2 separate regions of the Homo sapiens genome follow, and region 1 is linked to region 2. The links are chromatin loops, found by intact Hi-C in ENCODE. Cell type or tissue: ovary. All regions are shown on one strand. Each heading gives the region's core, and the rest is flanking DNA. Links, peaks and the distances in the headings are about the cores only. Region 1 has its middle 13 kb from the start of ELOVL6. Region 2 overlaps ENPEP (glutamyl aminopeptidase).

Evidence for each region. A loop is a pair of places that touch in the nucleus more often than their neighbours do. Peaks named below come from ENCODE experiments on the same cell type or tissue, not always from the same donor. Only the 100,000 strongest peaks of a DNase experiment are listed, where the experiment ranks them.
Region 1: it touches region 2 in a loop (7-fold over the local background); 23 of 110 quality-filtered maps call a loop at or near these places.

What each region holds. Positions count from the first base shown.
Region 1 is chr4:110,206,523-110,217,644 of GRCh38, reverse strand. No RefSeq gene overlaps it. Among named protein-coding and RNA genes, the nearest start is that of ELOVL6, 13 kb to the right of the region's middle. RefSeq lists a silencer at 6,078-6,372. In ovary, for the core only: a CTCF peak has its summit at 6,174; no DNase peak of the experiment used is centred there.
Region 2 is chr4:110,511,006-110,521,693 of GRCh38, reverse strand. ENPEP (glutamyl aminopeptidase) reads right to left here. Exons shown (of 20, transcript NM_001977.4): 7 at 8,145-8,279; 8 at 6,252-6,317; 9 at 1,621-1,686; 10 at 1,328-1,479. Among named protein-coding and RNA genes, the nearest start is that of ENPEP, 40 kb to the right of the region's middle. RefSeq lists an enhancer at 6,592-6,761. In ovary, for the core only: CTCF peaks have their summits at 5,154 (motif pointing right), 6,356 and 6,558; a DNase peak (open chromatin) is centred at 5,153; H3K4me3 peaks cover 1,038 bases; H3K27ac peaks cover 900 bases.

The DNA.
Region 1 (11,122 bases), core at 1,893-9,892, 300 kb after region 2:
AGGCATCATTGGTTTAGAAATGTGAGGACATGAGATTTGGGGGAGCCAGGGGAGAAATGATATGGTTTGGCTCTATCACCTCCGAAATCTCAACCTGAATTGTATCTCCCAGAATTCCCACGTGTGTAGGAGGGACCCTGGAGCAGGTAATTGAATGATGGCGGCCAGTCTGTCCCATGCTATTCTTGTGATAGTGAATAAGTCTCACAAGATCTGATGGGTTTATCAGGGGTTCCCACTTTTGCTTCTTCCTCATTTTCTTTTGCTGCTGCCATGTAGGAAGAGCTTTTCACCTCCCACCATGATTTTGAGGCCTCCCCCAGCTGTGTGGAACTGTAAGTCCAATTAAACCTTTTTTTGTTCCCAGTTTTGGGTATGTCTTTATCAGCAGCATGAAAATAAACTAATACGGGACAGTTCTGGCTGCTACTCCATGGAATCTGCTAGACCCTCTTTCACTCTTTCTGACATTGGTAGTGAAAGGACTTTTCCAGCCACCTAGAGATTTATGACAATAACTTCATATTCAGGTGCACTGGAGAGAGAATTTTAGGAGGAGTTGAAGGTATAGCTCTTAACTGGCAGTTCAGAATTTGATGACACATATTTTAAAGAAGTCTCTTTTGCATTTGGCAACAACATGTGTCTTTTGTTGCGTCTCACAGTTGAGAATTCTTTGACCTTCACTTTTTCTGTAATCTCCACACCTTATCCCTCCTCCATTAGCAAAGCTCTCCCAAGTCTAAGAAACCCTGAGTGATCCCAAGAGAAACAATGGAATGCCTTTAGGTGACTTGAAAAAGAGGGAATCATTTAACTTAACTTCCAGCTCCTCAGAGACATAGACAGGCTATTAGAAATAAGTACCAAGTGAATAATGGCTCTATGTCTAAATAGAAATGAACTGCCTATCATCTATGGATCACCAGGGTCAGACCATCTTGTGCTTCTCGCTGAAGAATAGCCCTGAAGATAGTGAAAGTTCATTGAATTGGTTTATGATGTAACCCTAAGGAATATTTTGATTGGGTCTGCTTGGGTCTTGTGCCCACCTCTAGAACAATAACTGGGTTCAGGGATGGGGTGCTTAGATTGCCCCACCTGGGTCAAATGCCCACTCCATACCTGTGGTTAAGGAGAAGAGAGAGAGAAAGACAGAGAGAAAGAAAGGCAGCCCCATGACTGGTAGGGTATACTTGCAATAAAGGGGTTTCCCACATTTCCCCAAAGGAGCAGTGGGATGCAGTTGAAACTGTCCCTATGAACTTTATAAATTAGTCAGGGAAAAAGGGAAGGAGAGAAAGGAAAGTAAACTCAGCTTGCAGCATACTCAGCATTAATCATGAGGCAGCTCACTCTGTGACCCGCTTCCTCGTAGCTGTTTGCTGCCAGTTGCCTCAGAATCACAGACCATCACAAGATTATAGCTCCCCCAACTGCTATACGGGTAACAAATTGAACGTTACAAAATACTAAGTTTTCCAGGCCGGGTGCGGTGGCTCATGCCTATAATCCCAGCACTTTGGGAGGCCAAGGCAGGAGCATCACAAGGTCAGGAGTTCAAGACCAGCCTGGCCAATATGGTGAAACCCCATCTCTACTGAAAATACAAAAATTAGCCAGGTGTGGTGGCGGGCACCTGTAGTCCCAGCTACTTGGGAGGCTGAGGCAGGAGAATCATTTGAACCTGGGAGGTGGAGGTTGCAGTGAGCCAAGATCGTGCCACTGCACTCCAGCCTAGGAGACAAAGGGACACTCTGTCTCAAAAATAAAAACGAAAAAAAAAAAGAAAAAAGAAAAAAATATTAAGTTTTCCAATTGAGATATTCTTTCAGGTCCTACATACTGATATAACTGCTGACGTCAACTGGTGTGAGGGACCCCACAAAGACCTGACTCACCAAAGAATGCAGTTTTGATATCCTGATTATTTCATCCCTCTTATCCCAACCAATCAATGACCCCAATTCTCCAACCCTTCGCCCTCTACGATCCCCTTAAAAACTCCAGCCCAGAACTCCTCGGGGAGATACATGTGAGGATCCCCTCCCATCTCCTTGCTCGGTGACTTGTGATCATTAAATTCTATTTTTTGCTGCAACCCCTGCTGTCTCAGTGTACTGGTGTGTCCTGCACAGTGGGCATATGAACCCGTTGGTCCTATAACACAGTTACCAGAAGAGGAAAGGCAAAAACAACAAATGTCCACTTTGATATAGCAAGAAATAAGATTATAAGCTCTGCTTTTCCATTTTTTTTTTCCCTACTGATGTTGCAAACTAAATCCCTTATGTCACTAATTTGCTTATCTCCCCATATCTCTTCTTTTGCTTTGGAAAATTTTTCTTTCACTGTCATTTCAAGTCTCCTCTCAAACCCTAACATTTAATCTAAATCTCTTTACATCTAATCTCTTGCCTGTTATTTTATCTCCAGTAATCCCATTTTTTTTTCTTCCTCCACATCCTGAGTGAAACTCCAATTTTGAAAACTCAAAGTGATGAGAAAGTGGCCTCAAATACATGACAGTTTATAAATCATCAGACTTTATAACAGATATCTCTTCCAAAGCTCTTTCTCAAGATACTTAAGTAAGTATAAGAGATCTCCACATAACCTAATTGAGAAAGACTCTGGCTAGTTGACCTGGCTGAGAAGAATCTACTGCCTGAGAGCCTATCACACTCAAAGAACATGAACCAGAGATGGTCAGGCTGGGGGTGGCATGCAGTTTGTAAAGTAGCCAGTTTGTCAAAGTTCTCTTTTCCCTTTCTCATTTGCCTGCTTAGAGCCATAAAACTTTCTCAGCACCATAAGACAGAGCAAAAAATTAAAAGAAAAAAAAACGATAAAACTTTCAAGCTGGAGGAGACTTTACTGACTATATTATCCAATCTCTTCATTTCATAATAGGGAAACTGAGGCCCAGAAAGGTGAAGGGATTTGTCCAAGTGTGACAGTTAATTTTATATTTCAATTTAACTTGGCTACAGGATGCCCAGATAAGGTTAAACATTATTTCTAGCTGTATCTGTGAGGTGTTTCTGGAAGAGACTAGCATTTGAATTGGTGAACTGAGTAAAGTAGATGGCCTCCTGCCATGTAGGTGGACATCATCCAATCCATTAAGGGGCCAAGTAGAACAAAAAAGTGAAATTCACTCTCTGTCTGGATGCTTGTGTTAGAAAATTGATTTTCTCCCACCATTGGCATCCTTGGCTCTCAGGCCTTCAGACCAAGACTGAATTTGCTGAATTTACCCCGTTAGCTCTCTATTTCTTTTTTTTTTTTTTTTTTTTTTTGAGACAGAGTCTTGCTTTGTCACCCAGGATGGAGTGCTGGAGTGCAGTGGTGCAATCTTGGCTCACCGCAACCTCCGCCTCCCGAGTTCAAGCGATTCTCCTGCCTCAGCCTCCCGAGTAGCTGGGACTACAGGCGCATGTCACCACGCCTGGTTAATTCTTGAATTTTTAGTACAGACAGTTTCACTATGTTGGCCAGGCTGGTCTTGAACTCTTGACCTCAGTTAATCCATCTGCCTTGGCCTCCCAGAGTGCTGGGAGGTGTAAGTTACCACACCTGGCCAACTCTCTAGATCTTGGGCCTTCAAACTACACCACTGTCTTTCCTGGGTCTCCAGCTTGTAGATGGTAGATCATGGGGCCTCTCAGTCTCTACCATCATGTAAGCCAATACCTTACAATAAATCTCTCTCTCTCTCTCTTTTTTTTTTTTTTTTTGAGACACAGTTTCACTCTGTCGCCCAGGCTGGAGTGCAATGGCACAATCTCGGCTCACTGCAGCCCTCTGCCTCCCAAGCTCAAGCAATTCTCATGCCTCAGCCTCCCCAGTAGCTGAGATTACAGGCACATGCCACCATGCCCAGCTAATTTTTGTATTTTTAGCAGAGACGGGGTTTCACCACGTCGGCCAGGCTGGTCTTGAACTCCTGACCTCAGGTGATCCACCTGCCTCGGCCGCCCAAAGTGCTGGAATTACAGGTGTGAGCCACCACGCCTGGCATGAATCTCTTTATATATCACACTGGTTCTCTTTCTCTGGAGAACCCCAACTAATATACCAGGATTCCCCAGCAAGTTAATGGCAGGACTGGGAAAGAACTCAGGCCTTCTGACAGGAGGCCTAGTACTCTTTCCACTGCCACACTTTTCTTTTTCAAGGTATTTGTCTTCTGGGACTAGTGTGGTGGCTCACGTCTGTAATCCCAGCAATTTAGGAGGCTTAGATGGGTGGATTGCTTGACCCCAGGAGTTCGACACCAGCCTGGGCAACATGATGAAACCCAGCCTCTACAAAAAAAAAAAAAAAAAAAAAAAAAAAAAAGGCAAAAATTAGCTGGGCATGGTGGTGCATGCCTGTAGTCCCAGCTACTCAGGAGGCTGACGTGGGAGAATTGCTTGGGCCCAGAAGGTGGAGGTTGCAGTGAGCTGAGATTGCACCACCGCACTCCAGTCTGGGTGACAGAGCAGCACACTGTCTCAACAACAATAAAAAGATATTCGTCTTCTAACAGGCAGCTATAATGACTCCTTCCAAGTCTTGCTTTGTATGCATTTGAGACTAGTAAGCCTTCTTCACTCCGTCCTTCTCTTCCTTCTTTCCCTTCTTCCATTCGTTTTCTACCTTGTTATATATAAAGTATAAAATTCAACAAAATAATTAATACAAGATAGGAAGGACCGAGGTGGGAAGATAACTTGAGGTCAGGAGTTTGGGGCTGCAGTAAGCCACGATTGTGCCAGCGCACTCCAGCCTGGGTGACAGAGTGAGAACCCAACTCAAAAAATTAACTAATTAAAAAATAAGGTAACAGTATAAGAAGAAGGGCAATGAGGTTAAAAATATGTATTATATAAAGGTAAACACTTGCCACAAGGACAAGTCACAGATTTGCCTCCAAGTTCTAACAATGAAGATGTGGATCAGTTTCCTTCCTTCTTTCCTTTCTCTTTCTTTGTTTCTTTCCTTTTTCCTCTCTCTCTTTATTTTTTTCTTCTCTGTCCTTCCTTTCTTTTGACAAAATCCACTTTGTCACCAAGGCTGGAGTGCAGTGGCACAATCATGGTTCACTGCAGCCTTGACCTCCCGGGCTCAAGCAATCCTCCCACCTCAGCCTCCCACCTAAGCCTGAGTGGGACTACCGGCTTGCGCCACCACACCCAGCTAATTTTTTTTTTTTTTTTTGAGATGGTGTCTCGCTCTGTCGTCCAGGCTGGAGTGCAGTGGCGCGATCTCCGCTCACTGCAAGCTCCGCCTCCCGGGTTCATGCCGTTCTCCTGCCTCAGCCTCCTGAGTAGCTGGGACTACAGACGCCCACCACCATGCCCGGCTAATTTTTTGTATTTTTAGTAGAGACGGGGTTTCACCGTGTTAGCCAAGATGGTCTCGATCTCCTGACCTCGTGATCTGCCTGCCTCGGCCTCCCAAAGTGCTGGGATTACAGGCGTGAGCCACTGCGCCTGGCCTAATTTTTTTTTCTTTGTAGAGATGGGATCTCCCTGTGTTACCCAGGCTGACGGCATTCTTTATAATAGATCAATTACTCAAGATGACACAATTCTTCTTAATACTGAAACAAGATGGAAAGAATCTTCAGAAGTTCGATATAATAAAAAATATTTGAGGCTTTTTTTTTTCCATTTAAATTACCTGGCCTGGAACAGGCTGAAAAGATAGTCCTTAGGAGTTAATTGGTGTTCACTGTTATAAGCTCACATTACAAGGTGTTAAAATGGCCTCCTAAACCTTACACAACAGTCAACTCTCTGCTCATCTGAAGCCCCAGTCATGGTCTCTCTCTGATGCCTCTGATGGTGAAGGCTGGATCACGGTTGGAAAAGGCAGCCCACTGGGGCCCATGCCTTTCTTGAGGCCTCATCTATAGTTTGGACCCAACATATCAGAGGGATAGCAAAAGAGGGCCTGCGTATTTCTTTGTAATTCAAGTATCAAATTTTAAAAGTGGGTTCATTCATCATTAGATATTTTCCATGCATCTTTTCTTTTCTATTAACATAAATAAGGAGTAAATGCAACTTCCCAACAGTCAGTTCATTAAAACACATATACATAAGTAGAGAACAAAAGAGATCTCAGTAATTAAAATAAAAGTAGCATCTAGGTTTCCCTTCATATGCGCATTGCCCAGTTGTCCTCTAGGGGCACTAAGGTCTTAAAAGCAACAAGGGGAAATCTGCTTTCATAATCAAATAGAGTTCTTCAGGTTTTCATACGTAGTGCAAACAAATCTTTGTACTATTGAATACTTTTGCGTATCGAATGTGTATAGAGAAAGTATATTGGAATACATCAGAAATAAAGAAAGCACAAGAAAGATAGAAGCTCATGATCTAGTCCATCTCCTTTCCCAGAGAGGCCCTGAGTCCCCAGGGGCCAAGACAAAGTAATTCCCTCGACCTCAATTGCTCTGTGTCTCTCACTATCTTTATTTATTTATTTATTTATTTATTTATTTATTTATTTATTTATTTTGAGGCGGAGTTTCACTCTTGTTGCGCAGGCTAGAGTGCAATGGTGCGATCTCGGCTCACGGCAACCTCCGCCTCCCAAGTTCAAACAATTTTCCTTCCTCAGCTTCCCGAGTAGCTGGGATTACAGGCATGCCTCACCATGCCTGGCTAATTTTTTTTGTATTTTTAGTAGAGACAGGGTTTCACCATGTTGGCCAGGCTGGCCTCGAACTCCTGACCTCAGGTGATCCACCCGCCTCAACCTCCCAAAGTGCTGGGATTACAGGTGTGAGCCACCACGCCTGCTCCTGTCACTCACTATCAAAGTGAAATTCTTAACTTGGCCAGGCACGGTGGCTCATGCCTATAATCCCAACACTTCAGGAGGCCGAGGCGGGTGGATCACCTGAGGTCAGGAGTTCAAAACTAGCCTGGCCAACATGGTGAAACCCCATCTCTACTAAAAATATGAAAATTAGCTGGGCTGAGGCAAGAGAATTGCTTGAACCTGGGAGGTGGAGTTTGCAGTGAGGCAAGATCATGCCACTCCACTGCAGCCTGAGAGACAGAGTGAAACTCCATCTAAAAAAAAAAAGAGGCTAGGCATGGTGCCTCACGCCTGTAATCCCAGCACTTTGGGAGGCTGAGGCGGGCAGATCACCTGAGGTCGGGAGTTCAAGACCCTGACAAACATGGAAAAATACCATCTCTACTAAAAATACAAAATTAGCCAGGTGTGGTGGCACATGCCTGTAATCCCAGCCACTCGGGAGACTGAAGCAGGAGAATCACTTGAACCCAGGAGGCAGAGGTTGTGGTGAGCCGAGATCGCACCATTGCACTCCAGCCTGAGCAAAACTCCATCTCAGAAAAAAAAAAAAAAAAAGAAAGAAAGAAATTTTTAACTCACAAACTTCAGGTTTCTGGCAGAAACTGTTTTCAGTGTTGAAAGCACTTGCTTACAGTGTTGTGAAAACTCCAGGGTAAAACTGGACTTTTTTTTTTTTCTTTTTTTTTTTAAGACGGAGTCTCACTCTGTTGCCCAGGCTGGAGTGCAATGACATGATCTCGGCTCACTGCAACCTCTGCCTCCCGGGTTCAAGCGATTCTCCTGCCTCAGACTCCCGAGTAGCTGGAATTACAGGCGTGCACCACCACGCCCATCTAATTTTTGTATTTTTAGTAGAGACAGGGTTTCACCATGTTGGCCAGGATGGTCTCGATCTCCTGACCTCATGATCTGCCCACCTCAGCCTCCCAAAGTGCTGGGATTACAGGCGTAAGCCACTGTGCCCGGCTAAAAACTGGACTTGTAAGTGCCTATCACATTTCCTTCTTATACTTTTTAAAAATCCAATTTGGTCCTCTTAACTGTTGTACTCATGGTTCTTTTAGTTAAACTTTTGTAGGTATCTACCTTGGGATGTAAGTCTCTTTTTATGTAATTATTTGTACTCCTCTAATTTATAAAATATTTAGTATCTTTTATATGTACCTCAAATTCCTCCAAGATCAATAAGGAATGTTTGTTGATACAATACATTTTATGGGACAGGTTTATTTGTATCCCCCTAGTAATTCATCATAGGAATATGGTATTTAGGGCCGAGGTTCATATTCCTTGAGAATTTATCAACTATGGCAGGTATTAACCAACTTAATAGATGATGATTTAATTTAATCCTCACAGCAATCTTGTGAAGTTTGTACCATTATCATTCCCACTTTCTATATTTAAAAAGAAAGTAAGAAAGAAACAAAGGAAACATGTTTTAAAGAATGTAAGCAACTTGCCCAAAGTCAGAATTAGTGGATGGAATTGTAACCCAGATATATTTTTCTTCCTAGAAATTGTGATGTTCAGAGAGGTCTAAAGTGAAATAGTCAGGAAATGAATATTGATTTTTCTCTTCTGAGGCAGTTACTAGTTTCTGGATTAATTTTTTATTTGCAAAAATTAAGAACACACCAAAAAAGCCTTTCCTTTTTACAAAACACAATGGTGTCAGACTTAAATTTTTTTCTGCAATTAGGTGGACAGCAAAGTTCAGTAGGGGGAAAAAATCAGATGCGATTCCTGTATTGACAACCTCTGTAGGTAGGACCAGAATGAAAGTGCAACATGTAACTGTATTTGGAGTAGTATTTCTGACCAGGCACTGTGACTCATGCCTGTAATCCAGCATTTTGGGAGGCTGAGGCATGTGGATCCCAAGGTCAGGAGTTCGAGACAAGCCTGGCCAATATGGTGAAACCCCGTTTCTGCTTAAAAATACAAAAAAATTAGCCAGATGTGGTGGCACACGCCTGTAATCCCAGCTACTCGGGAGCCTGAGGCAGGAGAATTGCTTGAACCCGGGAGGCAGAGGTTGCAGTGAACCGAGATCGTGCCATTGCACTCCAGCCTGGGCGACAGAGTGAGATTTCATCTCAAAAAAAAAAAAAAAAAAAAAAGAGTAGTATTCCCTTTCCAGTTGTGCCCTTTGCTCAGACTTAATGTCAGCTTGCGGGCACCAAAGAAGATACATGAAGAAATTATGACTCAGATCCCTGTATCTCCCGTGGGGTAAATACAGGTCAACTAGTTAGGAAGCAAGAAAAAATAAATCCACCCATTTGAGGTTTGTTTTTCAGTTTAGAAATCTCTAGAACTGTGGAAATAGCTATGTAATCCTGGGGTGATGTGGGGGTTTGGATCAGAACTCCCAGGTGCAAGCTAAGTAGGTACCTGAGTCCTATTCTCTTAGGAAACAGGGATCAGGTATTCTTTAGATATCTGGACCAATAGATGCCCTACATACTGTAGATAACTAATAAAGCCTGGCTCTGTGTTGATTATGTTGGCCAAGGATTGCTAAATTTACATCAGGACTTCCCATACTGGTCCATGGACTTAGTGATTCTGAGTTTACTGCAACAGGTCCTTAGCTTGCCGTAGGCTGAAAGAGTAATATGCGTCATAAATATATGCACAGTTATCTTTTTTTTTTTTTTTTAGACAGTCTTGCTCTATCACTCAGGCTGGAGTGCAGTGGCATGACATGGCTCACACTGCAGCCTTGACCTCCTGGGCTCAAGAGATCCTCCCACTATAGCCTCCCAAGTCGCTGAGACTACTACTACTAATGTATGCCACTATACACAACTAATTTTTAAGATTTTGGGGTCAGGCACAGTAGCTTAGGCCTGTAATCCCAGCACTTTGGGAGGCCGAGGTGGGTGGATCACCTGAGGTCAGGAGTTCGAGAGCAGCCTGGTCAATATGGCAAAACTCAATCTCTACTAAAAACACAAAAATTAGCTGGGTGTGGTGGTATGCGCCTGTAGTCCCAGCTACTTGGGAGGCTGAGGGAGGAAGATCGCTCGAACCTAGGAGGTGGAGGTTCCAGTGAGCCAAGATTGTGCCACTGCACTCCAGCCTGGGAGACAGAGTGAGACTCCATCTCAAATAAATAAATAAATAAATACATACATACTTTTTTTTTTTTTGTAGAGACGGGATCTTGCCCGGGCTGGTCTCGAACTTCTAGGCTCAATCAATCCTCCCACCTTGGTTTCCCAAAGTAGTGGGATTACAGGTGTGAGCCACCTCGCCTGGACTCTTCTACATGTATGAAGATGCTGTTGTAATTAATAAACTACAGAAATGCCACCCATTACTGAATTCACAGTGGCTTTTTGACTATACAGGGTTATGGCATGGAAGCCAGACTTTGGAATCAGACAGATTGGGCAATCTAACCTAGCCATTTGGCAAATTAGACAGGATCCTTAAAATTTCCAAACTCCACTTTCCTCATCTATAAAATGGAGTTATTGCATGGAGTTGTTATAAGGATGAAATGAGACAATGCATGTAAGGTCTTAACAGCAGATGCTCAATAAATGAGATCTATTATTACTTCTATCAACATGTACTTTTCTAAATCAACTGATAGTCTCATATAGGAGTCTATCTGGATCTTTTTCTCATCCATCTATTGGGATGGTGCAAATTTCTTCCCTATTTGCAGATGTTTCCCTCTCAATAAGACATCAATATTCTATCATGTGTGTTGAAAATATCTTATTCTCTAGTACAAATTTGCAGCTTCTAATAAGCCTACGTTGTAGGTTTTGTTTCCAGAGTTAGAATCAAATATTGAAACTAGTTCAGGGCAAAAGAGACGTATTTTCCATCCCCATGTAAGTTAATAAAGAAAAGCTCTTTATAAATATTCAGTTGGTCAATGTTCCCTGAGAGTAAGAGGAGGTGATGAAGAGGAAAAAAGGTAAATTATGTCAATTGGATTCATCCTGTTCTATGGTCTAAAGTTGAGAAGAAATGTCTCTTTTTGGCTAAAAATACACACTCTCTGGCCTGCGAGTGGGAGGAGGACTCAACTGTGGTGGTTAAGAAGATGGATCCAGAGTATCTGGATTTAGATTTTGACTTTACAGCTAAAGAATTGAGAGCTCTTGGGCTGACTACTTAACATCAGTGTGCTTCAGCTTCACATCTGTAATTTGGAATAATGACAGAAAACATACAAGCTGGTGTCATGGGAGGAAGGCTGCTGGGGAGCCATGGTCAGGAGATTGAATAGTGTCCCTTCCTCCAAATTCATGTCCACCTGGAACATCAGAATGGG
Region 2 (10,688 bases), core at 1,601-9,600:
GTCCTTTCTAAGACATTCTGCTCCTGGTTCATTGGTGTAATAGTTCTTCATCTCTGAATGCATCTCATACATTTATTTTGTTTCCTTAATTATGCATCTTATAAAGTCAGGAGTTGTTTGTTCACATGAAATTTTAACCTTTTATCCTTCCAAATTTTTTCATGTATCTTGTGATCTTTGTCATTCATATTTAAGAAAGAGTTAAATTGATTCTAGTAGCTGGCGTGTACTCTCTCTATTATCGAGAAGGGATTTTATACATACATATATGTGTATATATATAATTATTTATTTTATTTTATTTTATTATTTTTAGGGATGAGCTCTTGCTCTGTCACCTAGGCTGGAGTGCAGTGTTGTGATCATGGCTCACTGAAGCCTCAAACTCCTGACTTGAGATGACTCAAGTCGTCTTCATGCCTCAGCCTCCTGACTAGCTAGGACTACAAGCATGAACTACCATACTCCAGTGCCTTTTTAAAAATTTTTTGTAGAGACAGGCTCTTGTTATGTTGCCCAGGCTGAAGGGAGTTGTATTTTTGAAGTAAGTTTCTCTGCTGAGCAGAAGGTCTGACTGGGAGCTCTGCCTGTGTGTATGAGGGGTGCTGTCAGCTCCAGCCCACCCATCCTGCAAATAACATAATGAGGGAGGCTTTACTCTGAGAGTCTCAACCAAATGGAAATCCTTAGCTCTCCTCTACTGTTTTAGTCAATTTCTTTAGGAAACAAGCCCACTGTATTTTTTCCTGGAGCCATTGCCAGATTTCTGAGAGCTGTGTGCAGAGAAAGAAATGGTAGGTGGCGGAGAGAAAGTAGGGGTGAGGGGTGGGTCCAGCTGGCACAAATTGTCCTGAGACTAGACTTTCAATTCATTGTCCTATTTCCAGCCTCACTTCTCACTCTTACCCTTCAGTCTTCATGCTAACACTGTACCTAGAACCTGTCTAGGGATAGGGAAGTTCCCTTATTATTATCTGGTTGTATTTTCCTCAGTCTGTATTTCTCCTTCTGCTTTACTTCTTCAGAACTCTGTGACACTTACAGCCCCTCCCTTTATTTTCTTTATTCTTGTAGGTTTATTTCTTTAGGTAATTCCATTCCTCTCTTCAATATCTGTAAAGAACAGGATGCGGATGGATGTGCTCTGCCCACCATTTCAAACCTGGAAATCACTTGGCTATTTTTGAATTCCTTGTTCCCCTAAAGGCACTGTGGCTTTATACTTGTATATCACTCATCCATCATGTACTCAACAATAGGATATAAACAAATTACCAATATTTCTGCCAAATTTCTGTGTTTTTTTCAATGCATTATAGAGCCTTACCCAAGATCTGAAGGGGGCTGAGAAGGGTTAGCTCTTGGGTCCAACAAAAAGCGTTTCTGTGTGATGTTCTTGACACCGTTCACGTTAAGCACAGGATAACCCATCTGTCTGGTCCAGGTGTCCATTACTTCTTTCACTGGTAGCCTACTTGCCTAAGATTGAAAACAAAATGGAGATTAATTAATTAACAAATATGAGAAAATAAAAGGATAGAATAGTTAGATTAGAAAATGATTGGTAAGCCATTTGTAAATCAGACAAAGAAATATTTGGGGACATATACTCTTCCTTACCTCTTCCAGTGCTGCCCAAAAATCAGAAGTTTTTGCATTCTTGAATTGGTATTTTTCCAAGTACATCTGTGTGTAAAAAATAATCAGCATGTTAGAAGTCAATGTTTGCTTTTCTCATACTTTCACAAGATGAACTGAACCCCTGCTACTCAATTCTACCTCCATTGCGCAAAACCAGCCATAGATAACATGTACATGAATGAGCACGGCTGTTGCATTGATATTTGAATTCCATACAATGTTCATGTATCATAAAATATTCTTCTTCTTTTGATTTTTTTCAACTATTTAATAATGTGGAAACCATATTTAGTTTATGAGCCTTAAAAAAAATACATGGATGGTGGGCCAGATTTGGCCAGCAGACAGTAGCTTGCTGATCTCTGCTCTAAGGAAATAAATATACAACCTTTTGAATAATAATGATGATGATGGTGGTGGTGGTGGTGGTGGTGGATGAATTGGGGACATTATTCACTGTAAAGCATAAGTCTTCACTCTTCAAATATTTTAAAGTACAAGTCTTTTAGATTTAAGCTTCTTTTGGCAATTTTCTTTACAAAACCTCTTTCTATATGTGAGTTTTCAAATATAGTGTGATTTATCCCCAGAAAAAATTCCCAGTCTTCTAATCCCGTAACTGGGAGCCACTTGGAGTTTGCCAGTAAACTTTCCTAAGTTCCTGCTGTATCACTCCTCTGTTGCTTTCTAGAATTGTCCTGACTGAAAGTGGAGGTCTTTGATAGAAAATGGAACCATCTTCAGTGTTCTTAATGTTAACTTTGCACATATCATTTTCACTCTAAGTTGCTATAATTTTCAGTAGGTGCTGTACCTAAATCACGTTACCTCCTAAATTCCTCTTCTTTTCAGACATAGAGATAAAACAGTATTAGAAGGACTCCAAGAAGCCTGGAAGAGGGATGAAGCCACTTTGGAATGCTGCCTCCATATTTGTTCTTTTGGTTAATTCACTTCTTGGCACTACCACCAGAGGGCAGGCAAAGGAAGGGAGAAGCAGCAATCACTTTTAGGTATTCATTACAGAAAGTTGCACAAATCATTCATCATATCTTAATAAAATAATTGAATATTTGGTAAATCAAATGTCTAATATTTTTAAATAATAATAATTGAATACTTGGCATAGTAATAGTTATAACCATAGCTGTGTTTTGATGACAATTTCTATTGAATATCTTTTAAAATTAATTTAGAGGAGTTTGACTACTACAAGGTCTTGAGCTTAGAACCATGCAATCGTGGAACTGGAAGGGACTTTAAATATTATTTAATAAAGCTCCCACATTTTGAGGTGAAGGAAACTGCTCTCCCTAACTACCTGGGTGCCTTCAGAGGTGAAGAGATTTGCCTGAGATTATGATGAGGAGAATTCTGAACCCTGGATCAGTGTGTGTGGTTTTCATCACTGTTATTGTTGTTACTGCTTTTAAAATTGCAGTTTCTTGCTTCTCATGAACCACAGGCTGAATGGAAATTTATGTAATCAGCATATTAAAAGGTACTAATTTTATATTGTCTAGATTAGTGCTTTTGAATATTCTATATTAAGACACTTCCCTCTTCACCTTGAATAATCATGTAATCATTCAAGTCAAAATTACACGATGACCTAGGTCACAGTTCATTATTAGTTGGAATCAGTGAGCACAAAAGGAAACGAACAATGTTTCTGTTACTAGTATCCCAAGAAGGGAAAAGACATTTTCCAGCTGACCCATTCCTGTCTTATTGACAGTACTACTGATACTAGAAGAAAAAGAAAGGAAGAATATATTCTCGGTTTCTATTTCATGACCACATATTGTTATGAATGTCCCCTTCTCTATTACATCTTTTATGTACATGTATAGCCTTAAAGATTTTCCAGTTGATAATTTTGCTCTTATTTCCCCCATCCTGCACCTATTTTGCTGTTTGAGGTTGAGTTTGGGGCAAGGTGATGAGCATGAAAGAGAATAGACAAATGGCCAGCCCCAGATTTAGTTCCACACCAGGTTAGCTAATAAAGAGTCACTTTGGGCAGAAAGTTAGTATTTGCAACAGAAATACCTTGAACTCCCATTCATAGCCTGTGGGATTTCAGGGCAACAATCATAGAGTGATGATGACAACTCAAGGAGGATATTGTTGGGATGCTCAAACTATGTGAACTATGGAACTATGTTCCAGTTGGTCTGAGGGTTTATTGGATGTGGTCCATATCGATCATATACTATTTTCAGATATTAGCTAGTGTTTGAAGATTGAAGGAAAAGGGTGTTTGGGTGTTTTGTGTAAATTCATTCCATAGCACTATAATGGCATGAAATATTAATATCTATTCTTCATAGTTCAGTTTTTAGCACCATCTGTGATCACAGTTAAAGGAAGACTTTTAACTTAAGAATTATTAATTTTAGACAAAACCGGTTTTTTAAATTAATTATAACATAGATACTAGGTTAAAGGAAATATGAGAGTTTTATGGAATTATTAGGATAGCTATTCATTTTCAAGGAATCTTAGTACTTCTCTATCAAAGTCAATATGAAAGATTATTTAATTTGAAGCCAGCTCTGAAGATGCCAAAATTGTTATTTATTAATTACAATTTAATTTAGAATCAAAACTATACAAACTGAATTTTAACTTAATTTTTGAAAATGAATCTTCTTTATTTCTATGTCCTGTATAATTTATTATAGGCTATTCACTCATTCATTCATTTAACAAACATTTTCAGGATGACGTAACATGTGTAATTAAACTAGGCCCTGCAGTATGGGTAAAGATATAGAAGACAGAGTCCCTGATTAAAGATGCTTACAATGGGCAGGGCACAGTGGTTCATGGCTGTAATCCCAGCACTTTGGGAGGCCGAGGCGGGCGGATCTCTTGAGCTCACAAGTTCAAGACCAGCCTGGGCAACGTGGCGACACCCCGTCTCTACTAAAAATATAAAAATTAGCCGGGTGTGGTGGTGCCTGTAATTCCAGCTACTCGGGAGACTGAGACATGAGAATCGCTTGAACCCGGGAGGCAGAGGTTGCAATGAGCCAAGATCACGCCACTGCACTCCAGCCTTGGCGACAGAGCGAGACTCTGTCTCAATAACAATAATAATAATAATAATGCTTACAGTGAGGGAATATATGATAACATTTGAGTTTGAAACTTATGGAAAAGTTACAAGATGTTCTCATGATGCAGAAGCACAAGCACATAGCTTCTCTCTTTGCACCTAATGTCTCTACAAAATATTTTACTAATAGACAAAGGGTTAAAATATACTGATATACTTCCAAATATTTCCGAAATCTTGACTTTATTTCTTACTTTAATAATCACCTAGATGTTTCACTATTGGGTAGAAGGGGGCCGTTTTCTTTTAGAGTAGTGTAGAGAGGGCTAAATGCCACATAAGAAGGCTTGATGGGAGTGAGATCTATGTGAATGGTGACCTTCTCCTGGGGAATCACATACAGAAGAAGTACTTTCTGTGGCAGCCAGCAGGGGGCATTTCTCCAACCTGTTTTCTGCTCTCTGGGATGAATACCGTCAGCACTGCTACTCCTGACTACCTGGGTTATCGCAGCAGGCAGGATGTAGGTGGAAGGGAAAGAGTAGGAAGAGAACTTCATTTCTAGGCTGGAATGGGGCCAACCTGCAGAGACGGCAGTTATAGGGACACATTGTAGCTACTTTGATAAAATTAAAAATAAAAACAAACCTGGGACGATTGGCTTAGGGTCTGTTAGAAAAACGAAAATGAAACAGAAACATCTCCTGGAATAATACGCTTAAGTGGGATGTGTGAAATGTTTCAGAAAGTTTATTGTCATTTCTGTTACCAAAAGGAAGCAAGCCTCTTTATTCACTGACTCCATTGTAATAAGCATACTAATATTGATCTTTTCTAATCTAATAATAAGGGAAAAGTCTTGTACTCAGTATAAGGAATGACCTTTATAGATAAATTTAGATGTTTATATCATGTTGCTATGGAAAGAATCGTATTCCCTGAAATTCATATAAGCCCTAACCCCCAGTGTGATAGTATTTAGAAACGAAGCCTTTGGGAGCTGTCACATTTAGATGATATCGTGAGGCTGGGACTCTTATGGTGGAACCAGTATCCTTATAAGAGACACCAGAGTGCTCTCTCTCTCTCCCTCTCTCTCTCTCTGCTATGAGGACACAGTGGGAAGTCTACCATCTGCAAGCCCGGAAGAGAGGCTTCACCAGAAACGGAATCAGCCAGCACTTTGATCTTGGACTTTCCAGCCTCCATAACTGCAAGAAAAATGCATTTCTATTGTTTAAGCCACCCAGTCTATGGTATTTCCTTATGGCAGCCCAAGCTGACTAAGACACATGTAAGGAGTTTCAAAAATAACTAAGTAATCTGTTTCAACTTCTCCATGAGACTTCTGCTAAATGATCATTACAGATACAATGTAGGTACTCAATTGGATGTAAAATCATGTTTTTATCTTTTGCTATATTATCTATGCCTCAGTAAAGAGATTAAAAAGGAAATTATCCTTGATTAATCACATATCTTAACATTCACCAGCCACATATCAATGTAGTTTAATTTTGATATCACTAAAAGTAATAAATCATACCTGACATCCTTTTTGAAAATTCTCTGGTTTTATCCAGTCTTCAAGCATTCTCAAAATAGAAGATCCCTACAATGGGGATAAAAAGACAAATGAAACTAATAAAGGCTATGTAAGGAACAATGATCAGTTATTACTCTTGCAACTAGTATTTCATGATCATATTTGTGAGATTAGTTCCTCAAGATGATTCTGCTAAATTATATGGCTCTATGATTTTAGGATGAAAATACCACTTGGCACAGTCCCTGTATCTATGCATCTAAAATAACTAAAAGGTAAAGAGAAATTGCTAAAATGGCCATCATTTCAGGGACTTCAGATTCAAATAATTATTGCACTTCCCCAAATAAACCAGCAGATGGGGCTTTCTTAATGAAAGAGAAATAGTCTAAAAAATCACATTCTTTGATGAATGAGGAAAGTAGTTTCAGGGTAAAATTCTGCCAACTTATTAAATATATTTTCATATTTGAAAATAAGAATTATATTTAGCAGAGGGAAGTAGATAGTCAAGGAATTATCTGGTCAAATAGCTTAATATACATGGATACATAATTTAGGCATATAATCTTTCTCTTCTCAGTAGTCTATCTCATTTGCTTTCCTTTCATCTGAAGAATCTGATGAACATCTTGGCTCTGTACTTTCTTTTTATGTGTTATAAGGTTAGTACTGAAATGCACAATTTGTAATATTTTAAATCAATTTTCAAGTAACTGAATGAAAAAAGAACACTGCCCCCACTTAAATTAGTAATTTTTATTGTAAGTTATTAAGCATTCTAAATTAATTTTATACCTATTTAGAAAGCTAAAGGCCTAGAAACATTTATTTATCTTGGACATAATATCTTAAACCTGAGGAGTATCTAGGACTAAGGGGAAAAATGATTGAATAAATTTAAACTTCTCCCATGTGAATAATTAGAATAGGCTATAAGTGGATTCGAAATTTTCATTTCGACATAAAGATAAAAGGAATCATTCATAATATCAAAGAAAAATGAATACAAGAAGGCTGAACATACACCATGGGAATCATATGAGAGGGAAAGTCAAAAATATGATGCTAAGAATTTCAAATGCTAATACATAGAAGCTTTTTCACTCAAGTATTCATTTTAATAATTATAATATTTTTGACTCAAATAAGACTTTAGGTATTACTCAGGATAACAAAATGTATTAGCATGCAGTAGCTTCTAAGCATCTCAGTGTAGTGGGAAACCCATGAGAAGCTGAAGTAGAAAATGACTAAAATAAAATTTAAATTATGTTACATACAGATGTGGAATATGTTTGAAGGAGAGACTATATGAAATATTGTGGGACAGAATGTGTCACATAAATCTTGGAGTTACAGATTTCCAGCAACTTTTCATAAAATATTAGTGAAGAAAAAATCCTCACCTACAATATGCTAACAAATTCATCTTTACATCTTCTAAAAAGGAATAAAAGTATTTCCTTCTGAGTTGGATTTAAATGTTTATTGCAGGCATTAAAATGTTCTACTAGGAAAGCTGTGCACATATACAGCATTTCTTGTTGACCACATAGAAGAAAAAGATTTATTGTCTTTTAAAAAATCAAATAAAACAATTTGAAATGTGATGCTTCAAGTCTAAATATTAAATTATCAGAATGAAAATAATTATATACAAATGTGTAAAGAGAAATTCTTAAAAATCTCTTTTAAAATTCTGTGACAATGACCAGCACTAAATTATACTGAAAAGTACAAACTATTGAATATTCAGCACTCAGAATAACTTCTACACTGTTTTCCAAAGCTCACTGGCACAGTGTGACCATTCTTACCATTTTTAGGTATCCACTAAAAGAAAAGTCACTAAACAGGAAGATGTTCAAAACAATGTTCTATTTCTCCCACCTTGCTATAGGATATTCCATCAAAAACAGATGTTATTTCATCAGGGGTTGTCACAGTCACAATAATTGGATGCGAAGACATCAAAGAATCATCCTCTTGAACAGGTAATACATCTTCAAGTAACATTTGGTCACGCTGAAATGAAAGAATGAGCCAAAGGAATATAGTATTTCCTTTATACTAGTTTATAAACTAAAATACCATATATAAGAAAAATTGGAGGAAAATAAATATAAATGACTTAAGTTACTTAAACATTAGGTCTTCAAATTAATCATACTTTGCACTGATTGAGCTATATTGATTTCATGCCCTTCTTCTACTTCTAATTCCTTTTAATTTTCCCCCAGATGACAGGCCGAGAAGACATCAACTTCTGTGAATTCTGCTTCTGCGACTTCTGTGTGACTTTTGGATATGTGCCAAACTTTTCAAGCCCTATTTCTATATCTGTGCAATGAGAATGATGACATCACTCCACAGATTTGGTCTAAGAATTAAGAGAGGTTGCATATCAATTTGCCAAATATTGATGTTCAGGTTTTTCTAATATTAACTTGTTATTGGAATTTGGATACTTCATAATTAATGAAAGAAAATATTGGCAGTTTATCCTTTAGTTCTAATCACCTCTCGTTTCCCTCCTAGGTCTTGTCAGCAATACAGACTGGTTGACAGGCCTAGCAGTACTGTCAGATTTCCTTGGTTCAAAGCTCAGTCTTTTTACTTTCTAGATATATAAGTTTAAGCAAGTTTCCTCACCCATTAAATAGAAGTAATTATGGCCTGTACTTTTTGGAACTGTGCACAGGACTCAGTGATAAAATTCATGGTTAGTACTTGGCATAGTACCTGGCACAGAATGAGAACCTAACCCATTAGCTGCTATAGTTATTTTGACTCTTAAGCAGTAAGATTCTGAAATCTAACTCTGCTAAATCACTACTAACTTTAAAAATTTCATTGGCTCTACTTAATTAAAAATATTTCCAAAACAGGAGTATGTTGTATTGGCTTACATTTTCCAATTATGCGGGTTTCATTTATAACAGGAAAGGTACTGCTGTCAAGTGATGACTGCCAATCAAGATAATTTTGACTTGCATTTTGATTTTTGTATACCTAGGAAGTTTAAGTATGGTGAGTAGAAAGATCCTGTTCTCAGTGTGAGGAAGATTGACTATACCAGCTGTGTGTGTGATTTTGGATTTTGCTACCAGCTGTGTGTGTGATTTTGGATTTTGCTACCACCTATCTCTGTGATGTTGGAAAATTCTATCATTTTCCTGGCCTTCCGATTTTTCACCAGTGAAACGAGGTATTCCATGATTGTGGTATTTATTGAGCTCGCTTATAAAATATCTTTATCTATCTGACCCTTCCATCCACAAGACCTTAAATTGAGAACTCCTTAAGGGCAAGAAGTGTATTTTATTCATTATTCATTTTGGAGTCCTCCATTTGCTGAATGAAGAATGAATGAATGGGCTGGGCTCGGTGGCTCACGCCTGTAATCCCAGCATTTTGGGAGGCCAAGGCAGGCAGATCACCTGAGGTAAGGAGTTCAAGATCAGCCTGGCCATCATGGCAAAACCCCATCTCTACTAAAAATATAAAAATTAGCCAGGAGTGGTGGCGAGGGCCTATAGTCCCAGCTACTCAGGAGGCTGAGGCAGGAGAATTGCTTGAACCCAGGAGGTGGAGGATGCAGTGACCCGAGATTGCTCCACTGCACTCCAGTCTGGGTGACAGAGTGAGACTCCATCTCAAAAAGGAAAAAAAAAAAAAGGAATGAATGAATAGATGAAGGAATGAATTAATTGTTGTGTTGAACGATGTGATTAAATTTCACTTAAGAAGTGCACAGCAAATTCTTCTGGAATTTAGCCATTGCTTTTGAAACACAGTACTTGGAATATTAGACAATATTAAAATGTTATAATTTCTTATAACAGTTTGCTATAAGGGCCTCAGTATACTGTATGGGAGAAAATAAAGGACAACACAATTTTCCATTTATACAGTTTATTTTCAATAAATTATAAAATCAGCAATTTTCCATGTAGATGAGTAGTTTTCAACTGGAGGAGATTTTTGTCCCCCACGAGACAGCTGGAAATATGTGGAGACATTTTTAGTTGTCACAACAGGGGCTGGCAGGTTACTGGCATTTAGTTAATAGAAGTCTGGGATGCTAAGTATCCTATAACGCACAGGAAAGTCCCGCACAAAAAAAGAATTATCTACTCCAAAATGTCAATAGTTCCATAGTTGAAAAAAATCCAGATGTAGATAAGATTTTTAAAGAAGTAATTGTTGTAAATTAGGCTTTTCGCTTTGTAAAGCAGGCTACAGAAACTGTAAGGGCTTCAAGCATTTAACTTTTTTGTTCTGTCCAGTAGAGGGCAGTATTTTACACAGTACAAAACCTCTTGTAATTAGACACATCCACCTATTTGCACATTCATATATGCAATCAAGAATACTCCCATGATATAAATATAAATAACAACTATACCTAGCTTTTCTGAAAAAAAATTTTAG